Regions from separate parts of the Homo sapiens genome. Here region 2 is linked to region 1. The links are chromatin loops, found by intact Hi-C in ENCODE. Cell type or tissue: endothelial cell of umbilical vein. All regions are shown on one strand. Each heading gives the region's core, and the rest is flanking DNA. Links, peaks and the distances in the headings are about the cores only. Region 1 holds the start of MMRN1 (multimerin 1). Region 2 holds the start of LOC124900855.

The links. Peaks named below come from ENCODE experiments on the same cell type or tissue, not always from the same donor. Only the 100,000 strongest peaks of a DNase experiment are listed, where the experiment ranks them.
Region 2: it touches region 1 in a loop (5-fold over the local background); 4 of 110 quality-filtered maps call a loop at or near these places.

What each region holds. Positions count from the first base shown.
Region 1 is chr4:89,894,836-89,903,859 of GRCh38, forward strand. It overlaps MMRN1 (multimerin 1), which reads left to right and starts at 19. Exons shown (of 8, transcript NM_007351.3): 1 at 19-759. The coding sequence starts at 137. RefSeq lists a silencer at 3,470-3,670. In endothelial cell of umbilical vein, for the core only: a CTCF peak has its summit at 7,177 (motif pointing left); DNase peaks (open chromatin) are centred at 3,246, 3,736, 4,556, 7,176 and 2 weaker places; H3K4me3 peaks cover 6,677 bases; H3K27ac peaks cover 6,820 bases.
Region 2 is chr4:89,544,939-89,553,962 of GRCh38, forward strand. It overlaps LOC124900855, which reads right to left and starts at 6,386. Exons shown (of 5, transcript XR_007058464.1): 1 at 6,122-6,386; 2 at 388-649. It overlaps LOC105377329 (a long non-coding RNA gene), which reads left to right and starts at 6,452. Exons shown (of 4, transcript XR_007058469.1): 1 at 6,452-6,632. In endothelial cell of umbilical vein, for the core only: no CTCF peak of the experiment used is centred there; a DNase peak (open chromatin) is centred at 5,133; H3K27ac peaks cover 1,183 bases.

The DNA of each region.
Region 1 (9,024 bases), core at 290-8,289:
GAAACCTGTTTCCTCTACACATCTCAAACTGGCAAAACTCAGTCTTAGCAGATTCAGTGTGGAAGCAGCTATCAAAAAGGCCATAAGGATTTTGTCCCCAAATTTCACATGAGCTACCTTGCTTCAAACTACTGAGATGAAGGGGGCAAGATTATTTGTCCTTCTTTCTAGTTTATGGAGTGGGGGCATTGGGCTTAACAACAGTAAGCATTCTTGGACTATACCTGAGGATGGGAACTCTCAGAAGACTATGCCTTCTGCTTCAGTTCCTCCAAATAAAATACAAAGTTTGCAAATACTGCCAACCACTCGGGTCATGTCGGCGGAGATAGCTACAACTCCAGAGGCAAGAACTTCTGAAGACAGTCTTCTTAAATCAACACTGCCTCCCTCAGAAACAAGTGCACCTGCTGAGGGTGTGAGAAATCAAACTCTCACATCCACAGAGAAAGCAGAAGGAGTGGTCAAGTTACAGAATCTTACCCTCCCAACCAACGCTAGCATCAAGTTCAATCCTGGAGCAGAATCAGTGGTCCTTTCCAATTCTACACTGAAATTTCTTCAGAGCTTTGCCAGAAAGTCAAATGAACAAGCAACTTCTCTAAACACAGTTGGAGGCACTGGAGGCATTGGAGGCGTTGGAGGCACTGGAGGCGTGGGAAATCGAGCCCCACGGGAAACATACCTCAGCCGGGGTGACAGCAGTTCCAGCCAAAGAACTGACTACCAAAAATCAAATTTCGAAACAACTAGAGGAAAGTAAGAAATCTTCTTTTCTTTTTGTTCTTTCTCTGTCTATCAGGTCTAGAAGATTGCAAGTGAAATTTACCTCACTCCCAGAAAATTATTTCAAATTCAAGATGAAATTGGATCATATTTATAATTTCACCATTTCAGTTAGATAAAGTTATTGTTAATTTATCTAATAGGGAAAAATGAAGAAATAAAATGCAGCAATTTTGTTTTAACTGAAATAATCATTCACTTTTCTACTCACTTATAGAGGTAGTTTTACTTAGAATAGTCATTGCCAAGCAAACTAGCACCACGGTGGCTGTTAGTTTAATTCAAGGATATGTTGATTGTGTTCCCAACCATATTCACAATATGAAAGACAAAAATAAACAAATAAATAAAATTGGGGCTTGAACAGATGTGAAAATTGGAATAGCAGTATTATAAAAAGTAACAGTTGTCAAAGATCGAAACAAGCACACCAGGGGTGCAATCCTGGCTTCAGTATGGTCTAGTTCCATGATTTTGAGCAACTCAGTTGATGTCTGTGAACCTCAGTTTCTTCATATGGAAACTACAGATTTAATACAAGGAATGTCAATAAAAATAAAACTTTGCAGGGTTCTCGTTCAGATAAAAATGAATGAAAAGTGCTTAGATGCATGCTCCTCACAGAATAGGTGCTCAACAACTCAAATTTTGCTAGTACCATGATTATTTTGAGTTGTGTTGCCATCATGAATATGATGAATCAGAAAACTTATTTTTCAAATTAATTTTAATTTAAAGTTAGAGCAATTTGAGTGGTTGAAATAAAATAAAACAAATTTAAAGGAGTGTTGTTAAAGAGGGTTTTCAAAAGAAGTGATAGTCAAATCAAAATAAACAAAGAAAAAATATCTGGGTGGGTCAATATTTTATTCATTTAATGCTCAGAGTCATCTGTATGTTTGGAATACTAGAAGTTTAGTATTGCAAAACTAAACTTACAAATAGTTTTTACATGTAATAATACAAAGTCAAGACACCAGACATGTCTTGGGAGCAAAATGGGGTTAAATATCTTACTAATAATAAAATAAAATCCAAGTTAAAAATAGAAGTTGACACACCTGCTATGTGAAAGACATTTAGTTAAAGCTGTTGCTGATATAAAGGTGAGAAGAAGAGAGACACTGGTAAGAATTCTAGCCAATGAATTTACTTATTTCTGTATTATTTATTATTCAAGTCTATTTTTCACTATATTTCAAAAGTTATAGAATTTTTCGAAATATATAAGTAAATCTGATTGTAACTAAAAAAGTATTCACTTGGTGGACTTTGGAACAATCCCAGCTTACTGTAAAACAAATAGTACAGATTACAATATGTTCACTTTGGGACAAGTAGATTTGCCATTAAAAAAACATTTAACAGACATGCATTAATCTTTCTCACTTTGGGGGACAACAGGATTTTATCTATTAAATAATCAGAAATGTCATTTATTGACAGCTTTTTCTAAATCACTTGAATGCATCATTTCTGTTAATCATATTTTATTAGAGGCTGTAATTAAATTTTTAAAAACTAATTACAGTAAAACCCTTGGACATTCATGGGAAACGATTGTGAGCTTTTCAGAGATGCTATAGCTAAGAATTTTTTTTTTTTTGAGACGGAGTCTCGCTCTCTTGCCAGGCTGGAGTGCAGTGGCACAATCTCGGCTCACTGCAATCTTCGACTCCCAGGTTCAAGCGATTCTCTTGCCTCAGCCTTCTGAGTAGCTGGGACTACAGGTGGTGTGCCATCACACCCAGCTAATTTTTGTATTTTTAGTAGAGATGGGGTTTCACCATGTTGGCCAGGGTGGTCTTGATCTCTTGACCTCATGATCCACCCACCTCAGCCTCCCAAAGTGCTGGGATTACAGGCGTGAGCCACCGCACCCAGCCAGAATTTTTTAATAGAAAGGGAAATATAATAAACAGAAAAAAGAGACAATTCAAGTTAAAATAGCATTTAAATTTTACATACCATATAGAAAGTGGCATACAGTTGTGTCATAATTAGAACTAGTAACTAATAGTTTGATAAATACTAGTTTTTAAATAAATGCTAGTTGTGTTATCCAAGGTCCTTGCTTTCAAATGTTGGGAACAATTTGATGAATATTTATAATTTGCCCATCATGTGCTAGCACTGTGCTAGGCTTTGGGTTACACAGAATTTAAAAAAATAATAATAATTCCTCTGTCTAAGGAATATTCCCTATAAAAAGTAAACACTAACATACCTATCAGACTTCAAAAAATGTTAATATGTGCTATGAGAAAACAAGATACTAAAGGTATAACTTGCTGAACAGAACTTTATCCTCTGGATTTTCTAACAAAAATAATCTTAAACTCCTTCTATAGAAAAGTACTAACTGCATGTAGGGATTCTCTTATTTGAGGTCCTGGAGAGCCTGAGGTTTTCTTTTAGTAATCCTTTCCATTACCAAGATTCCTTACTCATTAGGCCATGCAAATGACAATGGCATTAGAGAAAAGCCTAGGTCCTTCACTTTTGGACACAGTGCTGCTGCAAACCCTTGATATGGTCAAAAGAAGTCCTTCGTACTTTCATTTGATTGGCAAATAATAATAATAATAGTAGCAAACACTTATATGGCATCTGTTACTAGTACTCTACTATTGTCAGTGAATATATTCACTCATTTAATCATTACTATAACTCCATAAAGAAGAGGAAGATTTTTATCATTATTTCTTTACAGAGGGATTAAGTAGCTTACCTAAGGTCACTTGGCTAACAAAGCTCAGGGCAAAGACTCAAATCCAAGCTGGCTGGCTTTAGAGTTGTAGCTCTCAGCTCCTACATTACACTCCCTTGGCAGGTACAGTCTCTTATCACAAGTGGGAAGATAAGCGTGACCAGTTCACTTCCCAGCTCGTGAGGCTTCACAGGCTATTGGTTGCCTCCAGAATACAATCTAGATTTGTTACCCAGTTAGTCACACGATGCCATCCTAGATCTGCCTCCTGCCTACCTCCCCAACCTCATCTTCCGCCACTTCCGGCTATTCAAATAAGTGGTTCTCTGGTACAATATGTGCTGTTTGTTAAACCCACCTTTCTTCCCTGTCTGCCCCTGTGACTAACAATGGGCCCTCTTTTGCCATCGTTCTCTCTTTTCACACCTAATAATAACTCCAGGAAGCCTTCTCAGGTGAAGTTAGGTGGCCTTTCTAATCGCTCCTACAGGTCTCTTTGAATTCCCCTGTTCACTGCACTTACGACACTACATAATAATCATAATGAATTTGTAGTATCTTTGCATATAGGGACTTATTTTCAGAGCTAGCAAAGTCTCTGGTTTATAGCAGGTACACAATCAATATTTAATCATACTGAATGTGAAATATGAGGATTAATATGTGAATATAAAGAAGAAAGCTTCCCAAATATTTGCATTTGTTTATGAAAAAAACCTGGTTGATTTAGAATAAACTCATATTTGTTCTTTTTTCTACCATTCTTGGAATTTTATAATAATTCTTAGTAAAAGGCGTATTTATGTTTATTACAGGTTCTTTTCTAGATTATTCAGGATTATTCTGGCATATTTTTGTTTCATCTTGTAGTTTTTCTTCTTTTTTTTTTTAGCCTTGCAGGAACTCCTGGCCAAAATAGACCTATGGTTTCCTGTCTGGCAGAGTGGGTGTTAGTCAATGACCAAGCACTTTGAAATAGGAAGGATGGAAATAAGAAATTAGGATTAGTGTATTTATATGTTGAACAAATATTTGCTGAACACCTTATCTGTCCCAAGCACTGTGCTTGTGCTGGGAGTAAAACAATGAACAAGAACTCCTACATGTCCTGCCTTATGGAACCAACAGCCCAGTGGCAGAGGTGAGAGGAGGAATAACAGTGAATCACAAATGCTGATTCTGAATGAAGCTTAAGAAATTGTAGTGTATAATGGGGGGAATGGCCTACCAATTGTGAATGGGGTCAGTAAACCTTGCCTGAGAGGATAATAGGTGAAATGAGGTAATGATACAATCTAACTGCCTACTTAGCTTTTCCCACAATTCCCAACCCCTGTACACATGTATCTTAATTTTTACCAAATCAGTGAATGGCTAGTTCCATAACTAGAAACCTTGGATAGATCTTTGGCATTTTTCTCTCCCTTCTGGTTTTTATCTAATCTATCAAAAAGTCTTGTTACACCTCTAATACATCCCAAATACCTCAACTTCTCTCCATCTTCTACTTGCCGTTATTCACCACTAGTGTTCTAATTGGTCCACTTCTTTCCACTCTTGTCTACCATAATCCATGATCCACAAAAGGGAGGGATCTTTTGAACATTTAAGTCAGATTAATGCATTTCACTGGATTAAGTCTTCATTATTGTAAGTGACACATTATTTTAGGTACTAATCAGAAGGAAAAGTATGACATCATACTTGCTTAATTTGAATTTTTAGATTTGTCTTTCAGACTTTGAGATTTTGGTCACATATCACTTTTGCAAACTTAAGAAGGAAATGTAAATGAAACTGGTAAAGTATTTCGAAGGCAATGGCAACAACTGCTATCTGACCACTAGTGACTGAAAAATGCCTTTGATTTCAAGACACATTCTTGATTTCAGAGATGTATGTCTTAAAATGTGTGAAATTTGGTCTTTCATTCATTGTCACACTCCAAGATCACTGCACTTCATTTCCTCCAGCCACACTGGCTTCCTTTCTGTTTATTGAACATGTCAAGTTAATATCTCAAAGGAAACTTTTTTTGCTCTTGCTGGAATGCTCTTTCTGCACCTTTTATAATGAAGGACTCCTCTTCCACTTGCACCTCCAGCTTTAATGTCACCTCTTCAAAGGGACCTTCTCTTACCACCCAATGTAAAGTTAACTATGCTCTCACTTGCCATTCCTTATTTTGTCACCTTTATTTTTTTCTTTGTAGGAATTATTTGAAATTATTCTACTTATATAGACAATGGTGTATTTTATGTCTTTCCGCAATACATCCCATGAAAACAGGGACCTTGCCTGTCTTATTACTACTCTATTTGCTGCCTAGAACAGTGCCAGGTGCATAGAAAGAGCTCAATAAAACTCTGTAAAATCATGGATTATTAGATGGGTTTGGCATCCAGAGGGGAGATCAAGGCTAGAGATATAAATTTGGCAAAGCATTGGTATATAGAAATGTATTAAGTCATGAATGTGGATGATACTGAAAGAAAGAAGGACCTTGAATTATGAACGGAGAATCTCTAATATTTGATGAACTGATAGTGGTGGATGCCAACAATACAGTCTTAAATGGGGTGACCAGAGAAGTTAGGAAGGAATCTATAAAAGTGTGGTGTCATAGAGCAAAGGAAGAAAATATTTTAAGAAGGAGGTAAGTGATCAACAGTGTGAAATGCTGCTGAAAAAGACAAAATGAGGACTGAAAAATAGCCACTATTTCAGTTTAGTGAGCACCATGCTCTGGCCTGAGAGAATTGAGGTATGAAGGAAGGCAAAAGAGAGCCATTAAAGCCAACTCAATTAAGGAGGGCTTTTATGAAAAAAAAAAAAAAAAAAGGAGAAAGTGGTCAGAAGCCAAGGCTAGTCCAGTTATTTATGTTTTGTGTTTGTTTCTTATAATATTTCATTTTAAATACAGAGGGCTCATACATATGTTAACATGTTAATGAGAAGGGTCAGAGGAAGGTAAAATTTGAATATGCAGAAAAAGAGGGATTTTTTTTCTGAGTTTAATGACAAATTAGAAAATTAGAAATTATTATTTCTGAGTTTAATGACAAATTAGAAAATTATTCTGAGTTTAATGACAAATTAGAAAATTACAAAAATTAACCATTAAATTCTGCTGTCATACTTTTTTTCTGCTCATTTTGTGTGAATTATGAATAGGTTTTAGAAGTGAATTATCTGATCAGCTAAATTCTTGTGTTGTTTTCAAAGTTATTATTAGGCCTAATAACATCCAAAATGGGTTATTCTTACATGCTGTTAAATTCTAAAGAGAAACCATTATACTAAAGGGTATTTTCTTATATCTTTGTGAAATAGATGTCTCTATTACATTACTGCCAGTGAAATAAACACTACATAAAGTATATTCTCTATCAACTTTTACCCATTAATCACATTCTTTATTTCATTACTTTGCTGTTTCTACTCTGTTACTATAAATATATATTGCATTTCATATGCTAGAATTTAATGAGTGCTTATATATTCCTAATAATTAAGTGGGAACTTTTTGTATTCGCACAACTTCTGCTTTTCTGAATATAAAACTATAATTTTAAATTTATTATTTGGGGGTAAATGCTAAGAGAGTCAGTTTACAGGAACTGGATTAAGCATAGAATTCTGCATCACGGCATCCGTTAGCCTGCCTTTGTGGTCTGCACGCTGGGAAAGCCTGACACCTACTGGAATAGAAACAGTTTACAACGCCCGGAATATGCTCAAGTCACAGTTTTGCAAGGAAGGGGGAAACAAAAAATAAAATTAGGTAAAAAAGAGTATGTTCAATTCCCACAGGAAGGGGAATATCACACTCTGGGGACTGTGGTGGGGTAGGGGGAGGGGGGAGGGATAGCATTGGGAGATATATCTAATGCTAGATGACAAGTTAGTGGGTGCAGCGCACCAGCATGGCACATGTATACATATGTAACTAACCTGCACAATGTGCACATGTACCCTAAAACTTAAAGTATAATAAAAAAAATAAATAAATAAGTTATAGAAGAGAAAAAAAACAAATTTATGGAAAAGGTTATATTAAAGGTTGACTTTAAGAATCATTACTTATAAAATATATATGTTATACATATTTAATTCGATGTACCACTTTAAAAATATACTACTTTTCACTTTAAAATTGGAAAATAGGTTGGATCCAAACAGCAAACTCTATGTACATCCTGTGATGGCCATACATTCGGCTCGTTCTCATAAAACTTTACACTGACAATATTGTGTATAGACAGTAATTTGTGGCTGTGAGGCACTCTACAGTCATCTATCATTGAAAACTCAATTACATTCACCACACTGTTCCCACTACAGAAAGCAAATAAAATTATGCCTGACAAAAATATTTTAATTGCAAAAGTTGGTACATAAAAAAGGGTTTCTTCTTAAAGTCTAAATTAACCATAAATCAAAGTATCTAAAATTCCCCATAATCTGAGCTTTGCATAATTGCTTTTCAAAAAATTATTTTAAATATCAATTTATTTATATGATTCTTTTACAAAACTGATATTTTTATCTCAGTTTGAATACTATATAAAATTTTGTAAAAGGATTAAGCATAGAAAGATACACTACAATAAAAGAACCACAAACATAAATTATTTTGTTGTTAGGAAATAAAACAATGATTTTCTTAAGGAAATAAATATTGAGATGAACTTGTCTTTTGGACTTTTAGCCAAAGCTAAATATCAAATGTCTAATGCTTTATTTAAATATAATTTACATATCAAGAATCTTTTCACTAAGTGTAAATTATTGCTTCCCATTTTTATTATCTTTTTTCATGTATATATTTCCCTTGAATTATTTTCTCATTTATGACTAGTGAACTACATGCAAATTATAGTCTTTCAAATTAATAATTTGATTAAAAACTTCTCTTTTTAGCTTGATTGGAAAAAATAAAGATTTCAATAAATAGATTCTATAACACTTTGGAAGTATTTATGTTCATGACTTCTTAAGACTGTAGAGACATTCTGAAAGTTTTTTTTTTTTTCCTGAGAGGCAAGCTTCATCTGAATTGAACATAAATGATGATGATGGTCTTCTGTATTGGCTTTATGGAAATTATTGACTTGAAACATACAAGCAATTATGGTTAAGATGAATTTATCAGGTCATTAAAGAAGCAAAACAGGAGCTGTGTTTCTTTGTATCTGAGGCAAAAAAATATTGAGGCCATATTATATATATCCTCTTCAAAAAAAATCCCGCTTAACTCTGAATCATTTAATTATTATAAGCAGTGATAGCAGCAAATATTTTACTTTTCTTAAAACATTTAGTCTCACGACAATCGTGTGAGGTAGATAATATTATTGTAGATGCTTCGTAGATGAGGTAGTCACTTTTGCCAGACAAAGTCATGGCTATAAATTGTGGAGTCAAGATCTAAAAGCAGGTAGCCTGGCTCCAGCGACGAACTATGTTATGGGAAATTTTTCAGGGAAATTTTTCTTTATTTTCTTTTGCTTATGCAGATGTGCCCA
Region 2 (9,024 bases), core at 782-8,781, 350 kb before region 1:
AACTGTAACACAATAATTAGCAGGAGACTTTAACGTATAAGTTTCAGCGATGGACAGATCGTTCGAACAAAAAATCAATAAGGAAACGTTGAACTTAAACTAAACTTTAGACCAAATAAACCTAACACATATACATAACATTCCATCCAACAGAAGTATAATATGCATTCTGCTCAAGTCCATATGAAACATTCTCCAGGATATATTATATGTTAGGTCACAAAACAATCCTTAAGAAATTTAAGAAGATTGAAATGGTATCAAGTATCTTTTCTGACCACAATGGTATGAAATTACAAGTGAGTAACAGGAAGAATTTCAGAAAATTAAAAGATACAGTAGTCCTCCATTATCTGTGGGACACATTCCACAATCACCAGTGGATACCTGAAGCTGCAGATTTCCAAAATGCCAGTGACTCAAACTTTTGGTCTGTTGATGCTGTCTCATAATTCCTGTAAGCTTTCTTCATTTTTAAAAATGGTTTTCTTTTTCCTCTTCTCACTGTATATTTTCAAATAACTCATCTTCAATTTTGCAGATTCTTTCTTTTGCTTGACTAATTCTGCTGCTGATAGTCTCTGTTTCACTTTTCACTTTGTTCATTGTATTTTTCAGCTCCAGAACCTTATATATACTATGTTTTTTTCTGTGCATACATACATATGATAAAAGTTAATTTATAAGTTAGGCACAATAAGAGATGAACAAAAATATAATAAAATAGAACAATTTTAACAATATATTATAATAAAAGTTATATGAATGTCGTCTCTTTCTCTCTCTCAAAATATCTCAATATTTTCATACCTATATTGACCATGGCAAACTGAAACTTGAATAAGGCCTGATTACTATACTTGGAAATTTACAAATATGCTTCTGAACAAACAATGAGTTAAGAAGAAATTAAAAGTATCTTGAGACAAATAAATATAGATAAATAACATATCAAAACTTACGGGATGTAACAAAAGCAATTCTAAGATTAGAAGTTTATAGCAGTGAACACCTAAGGCAAAAAAGAAGAAAGACCTCAAAAAAAAAAAAAAAAAGGAACTCGAAGAATAAGGATAAGCTAAGCTGAAAGTTAGTAGATGGAAGGGAATAATTATCAGAGCAGAAATAACTGAAATAGAGCATAAAAGAATAGGAAGGATTAATGAAACTAAGAGTTGGTTTTTTGAAAAGAGAAATAAAATTGACAAAACTTTAGCAAACTAAATTAAAGAAGAGAGAAGACAAATATCAGAAATGAAAGAAAGACATTACAGCTGATACCACACAAATGCAAAGAATCATAACAGACTACTATGAATAATTATATACCAACATATTGGATAACTTAGAAGAAATGGATAAATTCTTAGACACATACAACCTACCAAGACTAAATCATGAAGACCTAGAAAACCTGAACAAAACAATAATAAATAAGGAGATTGAATTACTATTAAAAAGTCTCTAATAAAAGAAAAGTGTAGGACCTGGTGGCTTTACCACTGATTTTTTTTTTAAGTGAAAGCAAGTTTATTAGGAACGTAAAGGAATAAAGAATGACTACTCCATAAGCAGAGCAGCCTTTACCACTGAATTCTATCAAACATTTAAAGAAAAACTAATACCAATCCTACTGAAACTCTTTCCCAAAAATGGAGAAAACAGAATACTTCCAAACTCATTTTATGAGACCAGCATTACCCTGATACCAAAGCCAGACAAGGAAATGAAATTTCAGGCCAATATTCCTGAAGAACATCGATGCAAAAATTCTCAACGAATACTAGCAACCCAAATTCAATAGCACATTAAAAGAATAATTTACTGTGATCAAATGGAATTCATCACAGGGATATAAGAATGGTTCAACATTTGCATATCTATAAATGTGACTCACCACATTAGCAGAATGAAGGACTGAACCATGTGATCATCTCAATAGATGCAGAGAAAGCATTTGACAAAATTCAACATCCTTTCATAAGAAAAAATTCTCAACAAATTAGGTATAAAAGGAATGTATCTCAACACAACAAAGGTCATATTTGACAAACCCACAGGTCAATATCACACTGGTGAAAAGTTGAAAGCTTTTTCTCTAAGATCAGAAGAAAGAAAATGATGCCCACTCATCGCCCTTTCTATTGAACATAGTACTGGATGTCCGAGTCAGAGCAATTAGCCAAGAGAAAGAAATGAAGCATATCTAATTGGAAAGAAAGAAGATATTTTGTCCTTGTTTGCAGACAACATTATTTTATATATATGCGACCTTAAAGACCCTACCAAAAAAAACTGTTAAAACTAATACACAAGCTCAGTAAAGGGATTTGCAGGATACAAAATCAACATATGAAAATCAGTTGCATTTCTACACATTAACAACAAACAATCTGAAAAAAGAAATCAAGACAACAATTTCATTTACAATAGCTCCAAAAACTTTAGAAATAAATTTAACCAAGGAGATGAAAGTCCTGTATACTGAAAACTATAAAATATTGATGAAAGAAATTGAAAAAATCACAAACAAATGGAAAGATAATTCCATTTTGTTAATGGATTAGAAGAATTAATATTGTCAAACTGTTCATACTACGCAATGCAAGCTACAGATTCAATACAATCTCTATCAAAATTCCAGTAACATTTTTCACAGAAATAGAAAAACAATTCTAAAATTCATATGGAACTACAAATCACCCTGAATAGCCAAAGCAATCTTTAGCAAAAACAACAAAGCTGGAGACATCACACTACCTGACCTCAAAATACTGTACAAAGCTATTGTAATGAAAACAGCATAGAACTGGCATAAAAATACATACATACAACAGTGGAACAGAATAGAGTCCAGAAATCCACACATTTACAGTCAACTGGTTTTTGACAAAGGTGCCAAGAACACACAATGGGGAAAGGACAGTCTCTTCAATAAGTAGTATTAGGGCAACTAGACATCCATATGCAGAAGAATGAAATTATACCCTTGTCTCATATGATATACAAAAGTCAACCCAAAATGGATTAAAGACATAAACATAAGATCTGAAAATGCAAGACTACCAGAAGAAAACATAGGGAAAAACTCCATTACATTAGTCTCGCCAATGAGTTTTTGGATTTGACCCCAAAAGTGCAGGCAACAAAAGCACAAATAAACAAAAGAGATTGTATCAAACTAAAGGCTTTTGCACAGCAAAAGAAACAGCAGAGTGAACAGACAACCTATGGAATGAGGAAGTATTTGCAAACCAGACATCTCACAAAGGATTAATATCCAAAATGTAAAAAATTCAAACAACTCAATATCAAGAAAACAAATAACCCAATTAAAAGAGGGACACAGAACTTGAATAGAGATTTCTCAAAAGGAGACACACAGGCTGGGCGCAGTGTCTCACGCCTGTAATCCCAGCACTTTGGGAGACCGGGGAGGGTGGATCACGGGGTCAGGAGTTCGAGACCAGCCTGACCAACATGGTGAAACCCCGTCTCTACTAAAAATACAAAAATTATCTGGGTGTAGTGGCACGCGCCTGTAATCCCAGCTACTTAGGAGGCTGAGGCAGGAGAATCGCTTGAATCTGGGAGGCAGAGATTGCAGTGAGCCGAGATCACACCACTGCATTCCAGAGACATACAAAGGAGACATACAAATGGCCAATATGTATAGGAAAAATGCTCAATATCACTAATCATCGGGGAAATGCAGATTCAAACCAGAATGAGATATCACCTCACACTTCTTATAATGGCATTTATCAAAAATCATGAAAGATAACAAGTGTTCGTGAGGATTTAGAGAAAAGGGAACTCCTGTACTCTGTTGGCGGGAATGTACTAACTTAGACTACTTACATGTACTTATATGTGAGTTAGTACATTCCCCCCAACAGTGTACAGGTGTTATGGAAAACATTATGGACATTCCTCAAAAAATTTAAAATGAAACTACAATATCATCCAGCATTCCCACTACTGAGTATATATCCAAAAGAAATGAAATTGGTATGTCAAAAAGATACCTGTAGTCCCATGTTCATTGAAGCACTATTTACAATAGCCAAGAGGTGGAAACAACCTAAGTGTCCATCAGCAGCTGAACAGATAAAATGTCATGTACATGCATAACTGAATACTATTCAGCCTTAAAAGAAAAGGAAATCTTGTCATTTGCAACAATATGGATGAACCAGAGGACATCATATTAGGTGAAATAAGCCAGACACGGAAAGACAAATAACTATATGATCTCACTTACATATGGAATCTAAAAAAGTTGAACTCATACAAGTAGAAAGTAGAATGATGGTTACCAGTGGCTGGAAAGGGTGGGGAGTTAGGGAAATGTTGCCAAAGGATCCAAAATTTCAATTAGGAAGAATAAGTTCAAGAGTCCTATTTTTACAACATGGTTAACTACAGTTAATGACAATGCATTGTATTCTTGAAAAGTCACCGAGAGAGTAGATTTAATTATTCTTATTACCAAAAAAGGTATATGATATAATGCGTATGTTAAGTAGCTTTATTAACCATTCCATAATGTAAATGTATTTCGAATCATGTTGTATATAATAAATATATACATTTTTGTCTTTTATTTTTTTGAGACAGGGTCTCACTCTGTCACCCAGGCTGGAGTGCAGTGGCACGATCTCGGCTCACTGCAACTTCTGCCTCCCAGGTTCAAGCGATTCTCCCACCTTAGCCTCCCAAGTAGCTGGGACTACAGGTGTGCGCCACCACACCCTGATAATTTTTGTATTTTTAGGAGAGATGGGATTTCACTGTGTTGGCCAGGGTGGTCTGAAGCTCCTGACTTCAAGTGATCCATCTGCCTTGGCCTCCCAAAGTGCTGAGATCACAGGCATGAGCCATAATTAATTTAAATATATAAATCAATAAAACTGCTATATTTAGGGTCATTTAGCTGTTTATGGGATAATCACATTTTAACTTGAAAGAATCTCACTTTGGACAACAGAGTTTTACTTTGTGTCCGAAAGCTTTCTTTTTCCTTTCTCTTTTTGTTTCCTGCTTAAACTGGCAAATTGCACTATGTTTATAATTTACCCTGATGCCCTTTGCCCTTCATGTGATTCATTTCCATCTGGCATTCTTTTCTAATTTCTTTCTTGAGAGTTATGAATTATTTTCTAGCTGTTTCTAATAACTGCCTTTAAATGGACATAAGCCACTGCCTAGATGTGTACCTGCTTCTAATAAACAAGTGAGTCAGGGCTCATTGTGCAAATGAACACAGCAGCATCTGGCCCATCACACAAACATTCCATTTCTCTCACAGGTTCATTATTTCTCTTTTGTCCATATTTAGTTAGTAAAGCCATATATTCAAAATGTAATTTTGACTTTTTGTCTATAGTAACAAAATATAAGAATAGAACTTTGTACAAACTATGCAGTCTACAGAAGGTAAAAATATATATTTTGATAAAAGTTTCAAAACCAAAATAAGTCCATACAAGGTCTGAAATCAGAGTGCATATTTCCAATAATAAAATAGATTTTTAAAAAATTTATGGAAGCTTGTGTTAACTCCAAAATGGATAATTGAGGGATTGAATCTTAAGAGTGCTTTTTAAAAGTACTTGAAAGGGTGGAAAAGGATTCCCTAGGAATATTATATAATTTTCAAATATAAAAATATAAAATTTAATTTCAACATAGAAATAGAACAGCATCTCAACAAAAAGAAAACAAATCTTTATCAAATTCAGTAGAGGTGTATTGAATACACATTTTGCTGAATGCTGAAAATGTTAAAGTCGACAGTTGGTCAACATGGATGTCATGTTATAGAAACAACATGTAAAAACAAAAATCTGAACTGTTATTAAATAAAGTTTAATTGTTCAACTTTTGTTATAATTTTAGAAATTGCATTTTAAAACTTGACATTATAGCACAGAAACATTTTTTTCAGCATTAACACCTGATAGCTTGCTCCTATGGTAATTATATTATACATTAGTGAGACTATAAATAGGCATTCATTTTCCACTGAGGCTAGAGGAGGAGCAACTTCTTTGGTCTAGCTCCTGCAGCCTAGGGTACAGATGATGTAGCAATATAACCATTATTCAACTTTCCCTACCTCTGTAATTCTAACTGACTCAGTTCCCCTCTTCTTGAGCTCCTGAGCGGGATGGTGATGATAAAATGATGCCAATGATGCAGCCTCACAAACTCTCTGTCTACCTGGAAAAAGATGTTTTCTAAACATTCTTTCGGAATATTTTCAGAAACAGTCTTGTAATTTTGGCTCTTGCTGATATTTTTATATCTACTATTTTCACAGGCATTTGCTGCTCCACTCAATCACTTGGGAAAAATTGTCCTTACTTTGGACTAGAACTTTTGCAATAGAACAATATGCTTGGCTTTTAGAATGACAATATTGTTCCGGAATTTTTAGCTGGCACTCAGATTTCTGTCTGCCTCTCATTGGCAAACATGACATTTCAGCAATTTCTCTAAAGAGGAATGACTGGGGGGTATGTACAGCAGGCATCATGTAAGAAAAACTCACACCTCACGACATATTTGTTTGATTTATTCAGCAGACTTCAGCAAAGGAAAGATGTGAAAGCAACCCTTGATTGTTGGTATGTCTGAAGATATTGGTATTGTGGTGGTATTACCTGCAAAGTATGTAATAAGGCTTGCTTTTATTTGCTCAGTCTTTGGATGTGTATTAGCTTTCATTCTATCTTGGTTGAACATCTTATATAAGTGTAAGATAAGGTAGTTCAAAATATCTTGATAACATGTAGCCTATTTTTGATTAAAGTCCATTTTCATTGCAATTTTACATTTATGATGATTACCAATATTTTAAAGAAAGTATTCAGGTGTTAAAAAGATAATCAAAGATGGATAAGTGAACAAACATTTGATAAAGTAAAGTTGAATATAGATGGTAGAATCTAGGTGGTAGACACATGATACAAAGTTTTAAAAACCTTTCTTCTTTTGGAAATTTACATAATAAAATGTTAGTTAAAATAATAAATCTAAACAACATGCCTTACATTTATACGGTAAGTTAGGATCTCTGGGGAGAGAAACTGAGGTTTGCAAATAGGAGGTTCATAGGGAGTGCTCATATGCAATACTTGTGAGGGATGGGGAAAGCAGGATTAGGCACAGAGAAAAGTTAAACTGTGATGCAGTTGCAAAAGCAGCCTCAGCTGATCCTAAGGGGATCCAGAAGCTGAGATGACTATTTAGAATACCAGTTGAGTCAAGGGGCCAAGGCCTTTGCACCCCGACTTCAAGCAGTTATTGGATGTAATCTGCTCACAAGGGGGAGAATGTAATCTTGGGCAAGGCAGGTTCTTCAGTGAGGGCAACTTACAGAAAAAGACTCAGCAATGAGCCTCAGCACTCATCATTCCTGGCTGCAGGAAGAATGAGTGTCTCAATAATGTACCGCAGTGTCACAGCAACTTATTGATATTTTTAATGTGTTAAAATAACTAGGTAGAAAGGTTACCTACATGATCATGTATCCATTGATCACACATGAGTTCATAGATGCCAGAACTGAACATGTAGCATTTAACTATTCATCTAAAGCTGAAAGGTAACACCAGATTTTGCTAATACCCACGCTGAAACAAAAGTTTAGTACCACCTATACACAATGGCATTTGAAAGATCAATGTTTTTTCAGAAAGTCAAGCTGTAAATTATTTTGAAAAACAAAGCAAATCAGTACATGTTAAAATAACTTTAAGTGGCTTGAGTACTGCCAGTGCCTCTTATAGAAACACGTCTATGTTTACTGTGTAAATCTCTGTTATTTTTTCCACTTATAATTGAGTCACCTCCTTACACAGCTTGGGCCCAGGAGTTTGAGACCACCCTAGACAACATAGTGAAACCCCATCTCTACAAAAAATAAAAATAAAAATAAATTAGCCTGACATGGTGATGCACACCTGTAGTCCCAGTTACTCTGGAGGCAGAGGTGGGAAGATCTCTTAAGCCTGGGAGGTCGAGGCTGCAGTGAGCTGTGACTGCGCCACTGCATTCCAGCATGACTGACAGAGCGAGACTCTGTCTCAAAAAAATATATATACTATTAAATATATTTATTCAGTATGATAACTGCCATTTCTTTTATGCCCACTGTGAATCAGAAATTGATCTTATGCTTTAAATAGATTACATGTATTTTACCCAGGAAATCTGCAAGATTAAGTATTACTATTCGTTGAGACATATAAAAGAGCTCTATGATTTTTCGACTTCTTTTTTCATAATTAAAACACTCTTCGTTGTGAAGCATGAACGGAAGGTGAGAAACTTGGCCATCATTATTAGCTACATATTATATGTGTGGGTAGTGGTCATACCTCATAACTCATCATTATGGCAATTATGTTTGAACTATAGTGGTCACAAAGATGATTTATTTTTCTTTCTTTTTAAAAGAAACTTTTATTTCAGGCTCAGGGGTGCATGTGCAGGTTTGTTATATAGGTAAACTCACGTCATGGGGTTTTTTTGTACAGATTATTTCATCACCCAGGTACCAAGCCTAGTACACAATAGTTACTTTTTTTGATCCTTTCCCTCCTCCCACCCTCCAATCTCAAGTAGGCCTCAGTGTCTGTTGTTCCCCTCTTTATCTTCATGAGTTCTCATCATTTAACTCCCACTTATAAGTGAGAACATGTGGTGTTTGGTTTTCTGTTATGGAGTTAGTTTGCTAAGGATAATGGCCTCTAGCTCCATCCATGTTCCTGCAAAAGACATGATCTCATTCTTTTTATGGCAGCATAGTATTTCATGGTGTATATGTACTACATTTCCTTTATCCAGTCTGTTATTGATGGGCATTTAGGTTGATTCCACATCTTTGCTATTGTGAATGGTGCTACAATGAATATAAGCATGTATATGTCTTTATGGTAGAACAATTTATATTCTTTTAGGTATATATCCATTAATGGGATTGCTGGGTCAAATGGTAGTTCTGTTTTTAGCTCT